Regions from separate parts of the Homo sapiens genome. Here region 1 is linked to region 2. Evidence: chromatin loops called from intact Hi-C (ENCODE). Cell type or tissue: HepG2. All regions are shown on one strand. Each heading gives the region's core, and the rest is flanking DNA. Links, peaks and the distances in the headings are about the cores only.

Region 1 (8,337 bases), core at 50-8,049, 67 kb before region 2:
AGTTTGCAGAAAAAGGGGTCAATATTGTCACAGGACTAAGATGAAGTCCAAGAGTGGGGCTGGGCCTGGCCAGTTGGAGTCATTGGTGACCTTGACCAAGCAGTCTCAGTACTGGGGAGCAGAGCTAGCCTTCAGTGGGTCCAGGAGTGCATGGGAGTTAAGAGATGGAGACTGCAAACAAATTATATTCTTTGGAGAAATCTGACTCTAAAAGAAAATAGAGGGATTGGGAAGTAGTTGTCAACGGGAGGGGCTGGAGATAGATGAACTGCAGGTGGGAGGAGCATGTCTGGGTGCTGATTGGACTTGCCTAGAAAAACCAAGAGACTAGTGAGAGAGCCAGAGAGGGACAATGAGAGCAATAAGTTCCCAAGGAGCTGGAGAGGATGAATTCAGAGCACAGGTGGAGGGACTTTCTCCATCAGCACAGGAAGAAGCAGAAGAGAGAAGCAGCCAGGATGGGTCCTAGTCTGGTATTGGGAAGATGAGAGTTGAGTGAAGTAATGAAGGGGAAGGGTCCCTTGGAACCAGAGGGAGAGAGCAGGGTGGAAGGGAAGGTGAGAGGAAAAAGAGAAGTAAAATTGTCATCTGGGAGTGGGCAGTGGCCTACTAGAGAGAGTGGTGGGGTTGCCTGGCAGTCTTGAGGGCAAGTGCATGGGCCAAGATCATGAATTTAGAGCAAAATCAGCCAGCCCTATTGTGTGATTATCTCCAAGAACAGGCAACTGCTCTGGAGCAGGCGTGGAGACAGCGGATGGGAGGTTTCATTCAGGGTTGGGACTTTGCCAAGGGGCTGTGACAAAGGATAGAAAGGCAGAGTTGCTGAGAAAATTCACACTGGAATAATGATGAGGAACCATGTAGCAGAGGCTGGACAAAGAAGGAAGGAAGAGGAGCTGGGAAGGAGGCTCAAGAGGGAGGAGGGGGAGTCACTGCATTGAAATTCTCAAGGAAGCCAAGAAACTGAGGCAGTGGAGAATCTTGACCTGCAGGGCTGGGAGGATTGGGAGAGGTGTTTGGAATCCAGATTTGAGGATGGGATGGTACAGGTGTGACTGCAGGAATGGGCACCTGAGGAGCCCAGGAGGGAGTGGCCTCTATGGTGCTGCATGGTCTGTCTGACTGGATGTGAATGCTACCAGGGATGATGATGACATCAGGAGGTGGAGGTGAAGACTCTGACCAGGAGGTGACAATGCTGCCTTTGACCAGCTCTATGAGCCAGGCAAGTCACCCTGTGGCCACAGCAGGCTCTGGAGCACCCCTGCCCAGGTTCTGCCACTTTCTAGATGTGTGACTATGGAGGCTTACTTCCCCTCTCTGCACTTTGATATCTTTACTTGTAAAAATGGGGGAATAATTTACACATGCCTCTTAAAGTTGTTTGAAGACTAATGGAAATAATTCAGGCAAAGCACCCAAAACAGTGCCATAAGTGTTAAATGTCTCCTTTTGTAGTGAGTTAAACTGTGGCACCCTGAAAGACTGCCCCACATCCAACACCCTGAACCTATAAATGTGACATTTTGGGGGTTAAGGATTTTTTTTTTTTTCATATAGAGTCTCACTTTGTCCCCCAGGCTAGAGTCTAGTGGTGCGATCTTAGCTCATTGCAACCTCCACCTCCTGGGTTGAAGTGATTCCTGTGCTTCAGCCTCCTGAGTAGCTGGGATTACAGTCATGCACCATCACACTCAGCGAATTTTTGTCGTTTTAGTAGAGATGGGGTTTCACCATGTTGGCCAGGCTGGTCTCGAACTTCTGACCTCAAGTGATCCACCCACCTCGGCCTCCCCAAGTGCTGGGTTAAGGATCTTAAGGTGACATCATCTTGGATTGTCTTAGTGGGCTTAAATTCAATGACAAGTGTCCTTGTAAGAAACAGGAGAGGACACAGAAACAAAATGACCCCATACACACTCGTGCAAACACACGCCACAGGAGAGAATGCCATGGGAGAATGGAGGAAGAGATTGGAGTGATGCAGCCACAAGCCAAGGAATTCCTGGACCCACCAGAAGCTGGAAGTGGCAAAGAAGGACTTGCCACAAAGCAGCCTTTGGAGTGAGTATGGCCTGCCAACACCTTGACTGTGAATTTCAAGTCTCTAAAACTGTGAGCAAATAAATTTTTGTCGTCTTAAGCCACTAAATTTGTGATAACTTGTGATGGCAGCTCTAGTAAACTGAAATAGCCCTCATGTGCCTGGGCCTCAATAATCTTCACCTTTGGAGACTGACATGAGCACTAAGGAACAAGCTGCGTGAAAACTGCATGTACAAGAAGGTGACTAATAAATATCATCAGGCATCCCTCCCAACCTCCAACACACGGGCATAAGTACACACAGACCTTCACACACATGTGCATTCTTTTGGCCTAAATGTTGCTTTGGGTGCTGGCTACTATTGTCTTACGTGTACCTCTTGCTCAGCAGAGTTGGGATGCAGTCAGACACTGCCACCAGCCATCAGAGATATGCGGATGGCACAAATACATGGGTGTATATGAAATGTGAGAGGGCAAGTGTCCAGAGTGGCCACCAACATCAGACATAATAATGTCAGAGAATTGGGCGGCATGTCTTCAGACCTCCTGTGGTCTCTTGTGGGACCAGGTGAGGGATAAGGTTCCCCTTCCTCTGCTGGCCACAGCCTCAGCTGGGCCCTTCACAGGTGCTGAAGAAGTCCAGCACAGAGGTGCGGGGGAGAGGCCAGCCCTCTTTGGAGCTCAGCAGTTCAGCGTCTTTGGACAGCTAGACTCAGTCATCAGAACTAAACTCACAGACAAGCACTCTGGGAGGTTGAGGCGGGAGGATTGCTTGAGCACAAGAGTTCTAGGACTAGCCTGGGCAATACGGTGAGACCCCATCTCTACAAAATTTTTTTTTAAATTATCTGTGCATGGTGGCACATGCCTGTAGTCCAATATACTTGGGAGGCTGAGGTGGGAGTATTGCATGAGCTGGAGAGGCAGAAGCTGCAGTGAGTTGAGATCACACCACTGCACTCCAGCCTGGGTGATAGAGCGAGACCCTGTCTCAAAAAAAAAAAAAAAAAAAAGAACTAAACACAGAGAGTGGCTGGAATGGGGAAGAGGCAGCCAAGAAAAGTAGGTGGCTCAGGCTGATCAACTGAGGTCAATGTCTTGTCAGTTTCAAATGCTAAGTCCCTGAGAAGCTACTCTCTGCTAAGCAGTGATCACTGCTCTCCTCTTGGTCAGGGTCTTCCTCCCTCGCTGAGTTGTGGGAAATGGGAATCACACATTCAGGATGCCCTCCCTGGGCAAGGCTCGCATCCACTTTGGGTATTTTTCAACTGAAAATCATGGCAGGTTTAAGGAGAATAACGTTAGGTCCCAGAAAACATGACATAGAAGGTTCTTGGCATTTGGGAACACTGGTAGAGTTCTGTCTCTCTGAAACTGGAGTTTTATTTGACATTCCTTGGAATGAAACCAGTTAACTTACTTTATATATTCCTTCAGTTCTTCAAAGGGTTCAGAATCAGACCAAAAAAAAAAAACCCATAAATAATCTAAAAAAAGGTTGTACTTTATCTTGATTTGCTGTTCCCCTCCCCAGCTCTTTATAATAAGGTCTATTTACGGACCCTGAGAAGCAATTACAGGAGAAAAAAATGTAATCTTGGTTCAGTTTTATAACAATGAAAGAGGTTTTTTTTCCTGCCTTGTGGATTATTTTTAAGTCAGTGTGGTATTGTTTACATAAGTCACAACTCACTGAGTCCAAAGTCCTTCAGATAGTACATCTGCCTTATGCATTTAGAAAAGGGGATCTGCAGGCAGGAATATGTTTATTTAATCCACATGGGGCTCCTTTCCCATTGCTTAGGACTCCATGGGTTAGACTTTACCTCTGGATCCGGCTGTCCTCCCTCCCCAGACCATGAGTAATCGGCCACGCTGGCCACACATGGGGTTTTGGTCACAGGGGGTAAGTGTACTCCCTCACACCTCAGGCAGTCTGTCTGTCTGTCTGTCTGCCTAAACCTTCCCAGCCCCACTAGGTAGGTCAGTTCTGTGAGTTGGACCAGGTTGAGGCAACAGGGATATGACCTGTGATGCCTGTGAGAGCCTGGTTCCATTGAGAAAGAGCTCCCAGAGGCCTCTTCCCAGACACCATTGCAAAACAGCCACTGTGACCCAGGGCTGCCCTGGCCTGCTGGTAGGCAAGGACTTTACGCCTGATTTCCTCTGGAGGGAAGTTTTGAGCAGCCTCCATCTGGGTGCTGCCCATTGGTGTACTGTGAAAGGCCATATATGACGGGGTCCCACAGAGGGATGCTATCAGGGGTCTGGAGGGAGATGGGAAGCTTCTCTCATTCCCACCCAACTTAGTACTTCTTTACCTTGTCCAGGCTTGTAGGGTAGCCACATTCTTCCAGAAGCAAGAGCTACATCATCCCACAGACATTCCCTGAGCACCTACTATGTGTCAGTGCTAGGGATGCGAGGATGGCATTCACACAGCCCTTGTTCTCATGGAGCACATAGTCCAGGCCCCCAGAGATTAGGACCTGAGTCCTTCCCTATCATTCCACAGCCACTCCCAGGTCTAGTAATCCTAGGTTCTAGCACACATTAAAGCTGGCGCTCCCAGAGTGTTCGCAAAGCCTGCTGCCCAGATAGTAAGACTGAAGGTGGGAATGAGTGGGTGACCAGGGAAGGTGCCACTGGAAAGTAACATTCAAGCAGCCCTGACTGCTGAAGAGGCCAGCCCTGTAGCTATAGAGAGAAGAGCGATTTAGAAAAAGCGGGCAGCTGCAGCCTTAGGCGGGAGTGAGCTTGGGTTGTTCTAAGCAACGGCATAGGGCATACTCCATAAAAGAGCCCATAATATTGACATTTATTTCTCCAACGTGTCCTTTTTTTATGACTCATGAAGACTTCTGTTTTATACCAGCCACCAAGTTTAGAAGCAACTAAATTGTCCGAAATGCACATGCCACCCAGAGCAGCCAGTGACAGTGAGTTCATCAAGACATGATCAGTCATTTTCTTCAGGTGAACTTATTTATCAGAATCCTGGCAGCGCTATGGCCCTGGACAGCAGCTTTTAAAAAGGAGAGGAGAAATAGTGGCCCCAGGGCCCAAACAGGTGAGATGAGGAAGGAGGAGGGGGCTACCAGGAGGCAAAAAGGGGCGTCTAAAAGGGAGAGCCGTTTTGCCAAAGGGCTGGCTGGACCTGCTGTTTAAAAAAGTTCTGTCATTTGAATAGGCTCCATGTTCTCACTACTCTTTTGAAAGTGGCAAACAGGCCAGGCGCGGTGGTTCACATCTGTAATCCCAGCACTTTGGGAGGCCAAGGTGGGCAGATCATGAGGTCAGGAGTTCAAGCCTGACCAACATGATGAAACCCAGTCTCTACTAAAAATACAAAAATTAGTCAGGTGTGCTGGCGCACGCCTGTAATCCTAGCTACTCAGGAGGCTGAGGCAGGAGAATTGCTTGAACCTGAGAAGTGGAGATTGCAGTGAGCCGAGATCGCACCACTGCACTCCAGCCTGGGTGACAGAGCAAGACTCTGTCTCAAAAAAAAAAGAAAAAAGAAAAAAAAGAAAGTGCAAACAGTACATACATATGATGAAGGTCAAGAGGCCAAGAAAAGACTGGGCTTTCATAGAAGATGATTTACCTGAGTCCTCGTCAGACATTTAGTTGCCACACACCCATCCAACAACGGTGTGTTGAGTGCCTACTAGGTGCCAGGTACGGCGAGATCCCGCTGAGTCAGAGGCACACTGGCTAATGCTAGCAGCCCCACAGACAGAGAGACACAATTTAAAATGTTATTAGGATCTTCCAGCAGGGATGAGAGCATTTACCTATAAGCCATCAGAAGGCCATCCCCAGAGCTTGGTGACTGGACCCGGAATCAGGCTGGGAGTTACCTGGGAGCAGCCACTGTTCTGAGCCTTGCTGGCTGGGGCAGGGACAGAGAGTCTGGTCCTGGGAGGGACTTGGAGCGGGCAAGGGTGTGCCTGTGGAGGCTCCCACGGAGGCCATTTCTGCATAGTATTGAGCAATCAGAAGTAGAAGTTCCCCTGGAAGAGCTTGGTGTCTAACCGGGTGCAATGTGCATTGTGGTCTGTTCCCCAACACAAATCATCATTTTCCCTTCTAAGTGCTCACACCTGAATGTGCTCTCTCAGAGCCTGCCCCTGTGTGTCCTCCTGTCCTTGTTTTTCAGGGGACGATGATGACACTTTTCCCATGATTATGAGATTCCCCTCACACTCTACACTCTCCTGAGCTATGGAAGGCCAGGCTCAAGCACAGCATGATCCACCCACGTTCACTGCCTGTGCCACACACAGATTCGGTTCTACCTCTAGCCCTTCTGGGGTCCACACTATGGCTCCGCCTCCCGTCTCTGAGCTCGCTGAGTTCTTTGGGTTTGTCAGTTGAAGGCTCTGACTCACCTGATGATGACTGGGCTCTCCCCAGGCTCACAACCCGGGGCCACCTCACCTCCACCCTGCCGTGGCCTTGGCCTTGGCCTTGGGCCCTACAGCACACTCTGTCCTCCACTCACCTTGAATTTGGCTGGAGGCATGGATGCCTGTGCCAGGGCAAACTGGCAAAGGGAAACAGAAAAGAGAATTGATCATTTTGCAACTACAACAGAAATTTAAACAGACAGAAAGCACCTTGCTGATTGCTGTCCTTCAGAGCATTGTCCCTGGGGAGCATTGCTGGACCCGATGCTGCTGTGGCTGCCCCACCACTGCTGGAGTCATCCCTGGCAGTTTTGAGCAAGCTGTCATTCAGCAGCTCCCAAGCCCAGCTGCACACTGGAGTCATTTAGGGACCCTTTAAAAATATGACACTGCACCCCCACCACAGACTCAGAGAGGTGGGCCTCTGGTATGGGTATTTTGTAAAAGCCCCTGGGGGAGTCTAACATCCTCTAGGCTTGAGGACCTCCCTCCTGTGCCCTGTCTGGCCTGTGTTCATAGATGCTCCATAGGCGCCACTGGGCCATCATCCACCTCTCATGAACAGATGCTCAAGGCCCTGTTTCCCCGGCTTATGAGAGTGCTTCATTAAAGCAAATGTCTAAATATTCATGCTCCAGGCTTTCTCTAAGCAGCCAGTGGGTACAGTCCACCTTCCTGGAGTTTCTTTCCAGAAACTCAACTTAAAAAAAAGCCCTTTAAAATGAATTGACAGCCCTTTGTTTCTAGATAACCCCTGAGTTGAGTTCGTGGTCCAGCAAAACAGAACTCTCCATTCACTCTTCCTCCACCCCAGCCCCTCCCCAACCGATCTCACTTCCCACTCCTGCTTCTATTCTCAGGAAGCGCCATCCCCGCTAATTGCTCTGACCCAAATCATCCTTTAGAATCCTTGATTCCTTCTGTTCCCTCACCTTCCACATCAGGAAGTCCTCCCTCCTCTTCCTCCAAAGCCTGTCTGCCCTCTGTCCACATCCCAGGTCTCCCGGGGTGGACTCCTGACTTCTACTCCTGACCAAAATCCAGGCACAGCCACAATCCAGGCACAGCCACAATCCAGGCACAGCTCTTAATTTTTTAACTTTTTATTTGAAATAATTTCAGACACACAAAAAGTTTGCAAAATAGTAGAGACACTTTTCTTATAGCCTTTACCCAGAGTACCCAGATGTTACCATTTTGCCACATTTTGCTTTATCCTTCTCCCTTCCAACTGCCACCATTCCATCCTGCCCCACATGCATGTAAGCACATCACATTTTTCTCCTGAACATTGAGAGTAAATTACCTGTTGCCCCTTGCCCCTAAATACTTCAGTGTGTATCTCCTAAAAATGAGGACATCCTCTTACCTAACCAGAGTTCAGCGATCAAAATCAGGAAATTAACATGGATGCAATATTAACATCTACATATTTTCTTCAGATTTGACCACCTGCCCCAATCATGTCTTTTATAGCAATGGAAAATTCCAGATAGTATATTGCATTCAGTCACCATGTCCCCTTGGTCTCCTGTAATCTGGAGTTTCTATCAGATTATGTTACTCCTGTGACAAGAGCCCTCCACTGTCCTGGGAATGTAGGGCCAGCCCTGTCTCGGGCATGCCCCCTCACCCTGCAGCCTGGCCTAATTCTCAAGCCCATCTCCCCCATCCATGGCTCCCTCCCTCGCATGTCCCCGATGCAGCCCCTTCCTCCCCATTTGCTGTGCTGGGCTTCACATCTCTAGTGGCTCTGTCTGGACCGCTCTTCTCTGGTTGCTCCTGATCACCCTGAGGTCTCAGAGGAGAGGCCTTCCTTTCTCTGGTCCCACCACCGCACCTGGTCCACTACACTCTGCCTTGTTTATTTCCTGCA
Region 2 (8,337 bases), core at 129-8,128:
GATGTTGTTAAGATCACAGTTTCCCTTGCAGCAGTCCAAAACGCCATTTCAGGTTTTCAGAGCATTTCAGGTTTTCAGTGAGGTCCCAAGGAGGAAGGTGGAGGAAATAGGGGATGGGGAATATAGAGGGTAGGGATATGGTGGGGGAAGAGCATGAATTGTAATAGTCCAACAATACATCTTCCCTGAAAATGTGCTCTATTACACCAGTAATTTCTAATGAAAAACTTCATTCTTCACACACTGTGGTTAAGCATCATCAAATCAGTACTGAAAAGACCTTTGATCGTATTTGCAAGATGCACTAAAATGAACTTTCACTGACCAAGATTTCAAAGTTTGTAATTAATACTCTTGAAAAATCCCTGACTAATCTGTCAACTCTCAACGTCTTTAACCACACAGTTCAAAACCATGAGGTGGCGTACACAGCCCCTAAACTTTCCACATATTGTCATATGATTATTCAAGATAATTTTCCCTTTGGGTTTGCATTATGAAACTCAACCAACTTTGGTAATATATTCACCGGTGGGGGAAATACAATGATTTGAATGAGTGTAAAATAGAGTATGGGTTTTATCTATCTGGTGCCAAAAACAGAACGTAGGGCCAGAGGTAGGAATTAAATGAGGCAGATTTCAATATAAAGAAAATTTTAAAAAAATAAACTTGAAAAGGAACCCAATGGCTGGTGAAAAGGAGGGTTTCTTCACTCATAAGTGTTCAGGGAGTGTGCCCTCCAATGGCACCCTAGAGAAGAAAAATGAACTGGCTGTGAAGAGGAGTTGACTGCCAAGATTCTTTCTAAATCTAAAGTTCTGGAGCAGTTTAAAATACTCCTTCTAGCCTTCTCCATTTTTCCTAGACTGCAACAGAAACCTCAGAATGATTATTGTCTCAATGGACGGATCCGGCATCATTCCTGTTAGTTATTGTTTGACTCTTAGTTATTGTTTGACTCTGATTCCAGGTACCCACCCACCTCTGTTCCTGGCTGTCAAGATGATAATAATAATTACCATCCTTTCACTCACAAATGGTATGCTGGATTCCTACCCAGTGTTAGGTACAATTCTGGACTTTAGAGGTTTAATGGTACACACTACAGGAACAGGTCTCACATCGTGAAGCTGTTGAGGCGTTTTAAAAATTTTTAAAAATATATGATCTCTTTAATACAAAATAAACTTGAGAAGATAATATAGCATTGATTATTACACAGTTACAGTATTTTTATTACCAGGGGGTATTTTTATATGGGGCTAAGCAGTGTATTATTAAAGTTTAGTTTTGTTACCAAACATGCTTCCATACTATAAGCATAAAAATTGCACATAGTGTAGGGGTCCTCTGCCCTGCCAGTTTATGACCCATTTATGCTGGACAAAGTACTTCAAGCTTACCCATATCTTTACAAAGAAAATTCACCAGCTTTTGAAAAAGACAAATGAATAGGTATACTTTAAAAATAAAAAAGTATGAACAAGTTATAGGTTCTTGCAAAAACATTTTTTAAGGTCAAACCTAAACATGGGCACTATTGCTCTACAAGCAATAAGAATGTACAGTCCACTGGAAATAGCCAGTGAGTGGAATTTGAGAATATCTGCTTTAAAGAAAGCAGAAGCACTCAGCCCTCAAGGGATGACACTGTGTTTGACTATATTAATATGTATATTTGGGAGTGAGGGAAAAATTGTAACATCAGTTTGGCTTCCCACCTCCATCTAGTTGCAGTACTCAATTTATTTTTCTGCTCTTTTTGACTCTCCCTACAGTTTCCTTATTTCAGTTGGGAGAGTAGGATGGCCAAGGATGGGCAGTGACTAAGCTTTGCAGTCCTCTGAACAAACCATATTTTCCCAGCATGGCATGGTGTTAGTCCTATAATAGATGTTCAGGGTGGGAAGTGCCCAGTACACTTGGAGGGACACCCCAGCTATTCCTAGGACTCCATGCAGAAGGTTTTCCTGCCTCTTCCCATATGTCTCACCCCTGTTCTCAGCATAAGATGACCACATGCTGTTTTTTGTGAAAAATCCCTTACCCAAACTTGAAATGTCCCTTCATTAGCCCCTTTCGTCTGGCTACCTTGGTAGAGTCTTTTTCTCCATCCCTTTAATCTGGGCTGAGTTATGACTTGCTTTGCCAGTAGAATATGGGGAACATGTCACTGTGTGATTTCCAGAGTTTAGGCCTTAAGAAGCTTTGAATCCCCCATTATCACTCTCCTATAACCGTGAGAATACCTGCTGTGCAGAAGCCCAGTCTAGCCTGCTGGAGGACAAAAGGCCACGTAGAGATGGACCAAGGTGCCTTGGCCAACAGCCAGCACCCACTGCCAGATATGAGAGAGAGGCCATCTTGGACATCCTAGTCCTGTTGAACTCAGATGACTGCAGCCACAGGAGTGATCCCAGGTAAGACTAGCCAAAGAACTGTCCAGGCTGCCTGCCCACAGAATAAGTATCAGTCATTATCACCGGTTAATGCACAGAAATAGAAATTTTTAACCTGACTAAGCAAAACAACAAATAAACTTACTTGCTATAAGGAATCAATTCCACCTCCTTTCCAAAAAGAATCTCTATGCAGCCAACTCTTACTTTCTAAGGGATTGTTAGATATTGGTGAGCCATTAATGTAATTTCCTGTCCATTATTTTTCAGTTGACTTCATTTTAGGTTAACTAGATTTTGAGCTAGAAACTTTACAGGAAGGGGAACCTTAATTAATGAACAAACATCTTTTAATCTAAAAGATGTGATGAGGGAATAAGATTAAAGTGGTTGGTAAAATGAGGTTCTGTGCTACTTGTGGCTGTCATTTATCACCTTTGCTTCTGCTGTGACACATAACTGGCATTCTGGCAGGTGCCTCTGGCCACCTTTATTCCATGCTTGTCTCGTGCAACCCTAGTCCCCAATCAACAATTCATAGCTTGTTACTCCAGCCTTTGCCAAGGATCCATCTCTGCTGTGCAGTATCTATGCTTTCCACATTCCATCCCGGAGGGCCAGGCAGGTAAAGGCATGAAGTACAGAAGGGAGCTACTTAGCTGTCTTTGACTTAGTCTGCTCTATCTCCAGCATCTTTATAACAATGCTATGTGGCAACATATGGCACTTTACATATGTAACCAAGGTCTTCGGTGTTCTGCCCCATGCTGACATTTCCTGGACAACTACTGTGTGCCAGATTACAGAGGAGGGCTTTAGGTTCACTGTCTTATTCAGTACTCATAACAACTCTATCAGGTATCAACCCATTTTACAGATGAGAAAACCAAGGCTTAAAGAATTTAAGTCACATAACTTGTAACTGATGCAACTAGAGTTTTAATCCAGGGCTTTTTTTTTCTAAAGCCTTGTCTACCCTTTTGCCTTCATCTTTTCCCCCAGTGCCTCACTGCTTCCAGTTGCTGGAGGATATGTGGTGCTGCACTGACAAATGCCTCCACCACTGTGGCAGACGTGTGACCCTTGACGTTCTTCCTAAGTCAGAATCTGTATTCTGTGTGTGCCTAGTGTGGAGAACATGGATCTGCCCAGCCACACTGGCTCAGATTCTCTGAGAGGACCAGGGCAGTAATGGTGCCCAGGAGTACTCTATGATGTTGCCACCGGAGGAAGGTGCCAAGGATATCGGCTTCAGAGCCAGCTACCATGTGAAAAGTCCAGCTTGATGACCTAGAAGGACCTTTACCTGCAGAAGGACAAGGCTTCAACTCTGTTCTGCAGATTCTCCTTCAGTAAATTGGGAGTGCCCTTCCACACTGGTCAACAGGCCCCTCCCTGCTGCTTTGGATCACCACCTTAAGTCAAACACAATTCAAGTGCCTTCAAAAGAGCAGCACATGGACTGGCAAATCGTGACTGGTGAAAATGGGCACAATCAAGTAGTTAACCTGCACCTATTCTCACTTTTTGCAGACTTCCAAACTCGCTGAATGCACAGAGGCCTTGGCCTGGCTTATCTCCTCCTCGCTCACTTATCCTGAAGAATTGCTTTCCCTTTAGACAAACATTCTGTAAAGGATCAGATGGTAGGTCTGTGGCAGCTAATTTCCCATCTTAGTCCTTATGCCTGACTAAGCAGTCAATGAAAGAAAAATAAACCTGAAACACTCACACGAGGCATAATCTCATAGCGTGTGCTGTGATTCTACTTCTCTCAATTTACCCAACAACTACTAGAAAGGGGAGCTCCATTCCTGTTTTCATTGCCCACTGGCTGGCTCCTCCAGGGAGGGTCAGACCTTAGCTTGGTGCGTCTCCTGGTCCCAGGAACACATACATTCTCATTGGTTTTCTCTGCAACCAAGTTTCATTAGCATAAAATGACATTCCACAGGTCTATTAAATAATCAGGACTCCAGCTAATATTTTCTCTGAATCAATTTAAATTATATTTTATGTTGATTTGTTCCTTCAGTTGATAAACAATATTTAGCATAATCTGAAATGTTAGAATAGAGAAATTGCCTTCCTTACCAAACAACAACAAAATCACTTTTGTTTACCCTCACTAAATAATTAAACTTGAAGAAAATTTACCTTTAAAATGTCCTTTCTACTGCAATTTTCTTCAACTAAAGAGTACACAATTTGGCTGTTTACTAAGTATTTTGACAATGTCCACTTTGGTAGAGAAAAAGGGCTTTGAACTCTGACATTGCCACTTCCAAGCCATACTACCTTCCTTATCTCTAAGATGGAAGGATTTAGTAAACTTGGCGCAGGTTGATTATTTATAAATATTATTGTTATTATCATGGGTTCTCTAGTTAGTAATAAATACAATTTCTTTCTAACTCTGGTATTTCCATGACAAAGTTTGCTTAATCATCATTACCTAAAACAAGAATGCTGAGACAGAGGCATCAACATTAACCACTTAATAAGAACTTCTGACATTTATTCATACTGCTACTGATTCATAAGAGGAAAAGTTTAAAAAGAAGACAAGTGCATATACCTTTCCCTTTAGAATACAGGAAACCATATAAATGTTTTGGCAATGGGATTAAAGTAACCACAATGCTGCTCATAGTAGCATTTTCTACAGACAAAGGCATTTACATGAAACAAGAAAGAATATTCAATTAGGTAGTTGTAATAAAGCTGGAGTATTAGCTGCACACTTCTCATATAAAAAATATGGCATCACAGTGGCTCATGCCTGTAATTTCAGCATTTTGGGAGGCCGAGGTGGGTGGATTGCTTGAGCTCAGGAGTTCCAGACAAGTCTGGGCAACATGGTGAAACCCCATCTCTACAAAAAATACAAAAATTAGCCGAGAGTGGTGGCTCATGCCTATAGTCCTAGCTATGCGGGAGGCTGACGTGGGTGGATTGCTTGAGCCCAGGAGGTGGAGGTTGCAGAAAGCCAAGATCATGCCACTGCACTCCAACCTGGGTGACAGAGTGAGATCCTGTTTAAAAAAAATAAATAAATAAAATAAATTAAAAAAACTTAATCAACTGATAGTTTAGTTTTGTAAGTACAAACCCAAAGAAATGCAAACATACTCAAGAAGGAATAATCTTCAGTCAAAAATTTTCAAGAGGCAAAATCCCCACAAACTGCCAAAACTAAAAATACAATAAGAGTCCAAAGTTATTATGGAGAAATTCTGTGTAAGTGGGTCCTGGAATATTCAACTTCATTGTCCCAAATGATCTGAAAATCAACTGGGAGGGCTCCTAGTTAAAATGTAGATAGATTCAAGAGAATTTTGCTCCATGGTTACAAACTGAAGAATCTGAACAAAGTAAAAATCAGATGTTTTATGGGGCTACTGAAAAGCACTATACATAAGAAAGTAACGTTAATGAAGTGATTTCAGAGAGATGAGCTCTTTCTTGGTAAGCCAACATCCACAGAAGCTTCCACACATGGGGTAGGTGCCTGTTTTGGGGACAGGTGGACAGAAGACTGGGCCTAACAGAGATGGAGAGACTTTGAAGGGATGAGAAAAATGGCCAGATGGACTGGAATTGGGAAGAACTCCTAGCACAGAAACAAACACTTGGCCTAGCGATTCTTACCCTCAACCCAGAATTTTGCTATGAAAGCAGCAGTTCATGGAAACTGAAAAGCAGAGGAAATTTGCATGGTCCCATGTATCCTTGTGGTGCATAGACTTTGGAGCTGCGCTGGAGTTCAACCCAAAGGTGAATCAAAGATATCTGAAACTGTAGTTCACCATTTTCACAGCTCAAACTCTGAAAGAATAAAGACGGTAGTGTGATGGGGTGGGTGGACTAAGCACAGTGAACTCAGTCTAAGTAAAGCAGCTCCTGCTCAACCTGACTCTAGGAGGAATCTTAATGACTAGACCCTGACCCTAACCACCAGACAAAAGAAAGGAAAATAAACAAAAGAAAGTAAAATCTGTTATAGACAATGTTTGAAGTACAATAATAAGTTATTAGACCTGCAAAGAAGCAGGAAAATGTGACCCCAAATCTAAAGAAAGCACAATCAGTAGCCGACTTAGAGATGACCAGTTACCGGAATTAATGGACAAAGATTTAAAAACAACTATTATAAATGTGTTCAAGAATTTACAAGGAGAAGGCCAGGCACGGTGGCTCATGCTTGTAATTCCACACTTTGGGAAGCTGAGGCGGGTGGATTGCTTGAAGCCGGGAGTTCGAGACCAGCCTGGCCAACATAGTGAAACCCTGTCTCTACTAAAAATACAAAAATTAGCCAGGCATGGTGGTGCATGTCTGTAATCCCAGCTACTTGGGAGGCTGAGACACAAGAATTGCTTGAACCTGGGAGGCAGAAGTTGCAGTGAGCCAAGATCATGCCACTGCACTCCAGCCTGGGTGAAAGAGCGAGACTCTGTCTCAAAAAAAAAAAAAAAAAAAAAAAAATAGAAGGAGAAAAATGGATATAATAGATTAATATGGGATATTTTCTGAGATAAATGTAACTCCTAAGAAAGAATGAAAGGAAAATTCTAGATCTGAAAAAATGGGATATTTGAGATAAAAATTCACTAATGAGTTTAACAGCAGAGTGAGTATTGCGGAACAAAAATCAATAATCTTGAAAACAGATTCATAGAAATTATTCCAAATGGGGCAAAGAGAAAAAAAAATGAACAGGCCATCAGTACCATGTGGGAATATATTGGCAATCCAACATACATGCCATTGGAATCTCAGAAGTCAGAAAGAATGAGACATAAAATACTTGAAGATGTAATGGTTGAAATGTTTCTAAATTTGATATAATAAAACATCTTCCACAAAAATATTCCTGACAATCTTATTCATAACATCAGTCCATAAACACCTTAAATGTCCATTAATAGGAGAATAAACATTTTTTTCAATACAAACTGTGTTAATGAAAGAAAAAAGAAGTGAGTCTTAAGTCTTCAGTTATTTTTTCTTCCCACAGATGAGTATAAGTAACACTGCACCTTAATACCTATGGAATGATGCAGCTGAGGTCAGCTGGAGGTAACAAGGCCAGTTCCTGGAGACTCTGATTAGGTGAGTTCTAGAGAGATGAGCATTTGGGAGGACAGATGGGCTGAGCCGATACAATGAAATACTACTCAGCAAAAATAAACAAATTAATTTAAAAAAGGAATGAATCATCAAATATCTCAGAAACATTATACTGAGCAAAAGAAACCTACATCTATCTGCTTCCATTCCTACGAAGCTCTGGAGCAGGCAAACTGAGCTCTTATAATAAAGTTAGAAACTCAGGGGTCAGGGTGAGGAATTGATGGAAAAGTGTCTGAGAGAAATTTATTGGGTGATGGACACTTTCTTTAACATGACTGAGATCTGCATTATACAGTCTGCTATTTGTCAAAACTCGCTGAACTGCACCATTAAGATTTGTGCGCTTCGGCCGGGCATGGTGGCTCACGCCAGTAATCCCAGCACTTTGGAAGGCCAAGGCGGGCGGTATCACCTGAGGTCGGGACGAGACCAGCCTGACCAATATGGAGAAACCCTGTCTCTACTAAAAATACAAAAATTAGCCAGGCGTGGTGGCACATGCCTGTAATCCTCGCTACTTGGGAGGCTGAGGCAGGAGAATCGCTTGAACCTGGGAGGCAGAGGTTGAGGTGAGCCAAGATTGTGCCATTGCACTCCAGCCTCGGCAGCAAGAGTGAAACTCTGTCTCCAAAAAAAAAAAAAAAAAAAAAAAGATTCATGCACTTCAATGTATATAAATAGACCTCTATTTTTAAAATTAAAAGAAAAATAAAGGGAAACAAAGCAATTTGGGGGGAACCAACATGAGATTGCCAACTTATCTCTTTTGTCAAGTAAGGATAACAAAAAAGAACTGTCT

The links. Peaks named below come from ENCODE experiments on the same cell type or tissue, not always from the same donor. Only the 100,000 strongest peaks of a DNase experiment are listed, where the experiment ranks them.
Region 1: it touches region 2 in a loop (2.1-fold over the local background); 19 of 110 quality-filtered maps call a loop at or near these places.

Annotation. Positions count from the first base shown.
Region 1 is chr2:111,174,730-111,183,066 of GRCh38, reverse strand. It overlaps LOC124907868 (a long non-coding RNA gene), which reads left to right. Exons shown (of 2, transcript XR_007087189.1): 2 at 1-2,147. Among named protein-coding and RNA genes, the nearest start is that of BCL2L11, 58 kb to the right of the region's middle. In HepG2, for the core only: no CTCF peak of the experiment used is centred there; DNase peaks (open chromatin) are centred at 3,776, 4,056 and 6,445; H3K4me3 peaks cover 600 bases.
Region 2 is chr2:111,108,225-111,116,561 of GRCh38, reverse strand. The region is part of intron 17 of ACOXL (acyl-CoA oxidase like); the gene reads right to left. ACOXL-AS1 (ACOXL antisense RNA 1) reads left to right here and starts at 974. Exons shown (of 4, transcript NR_122074.1): 1 at 974-1,042; 2 at 2,264-2,423. In HepG2, for the core only: no CTCF peak of the experiment used is centred there; no DNase peak of the experiment used is centred there; H3K27me3 peaks cover 1,349 bases.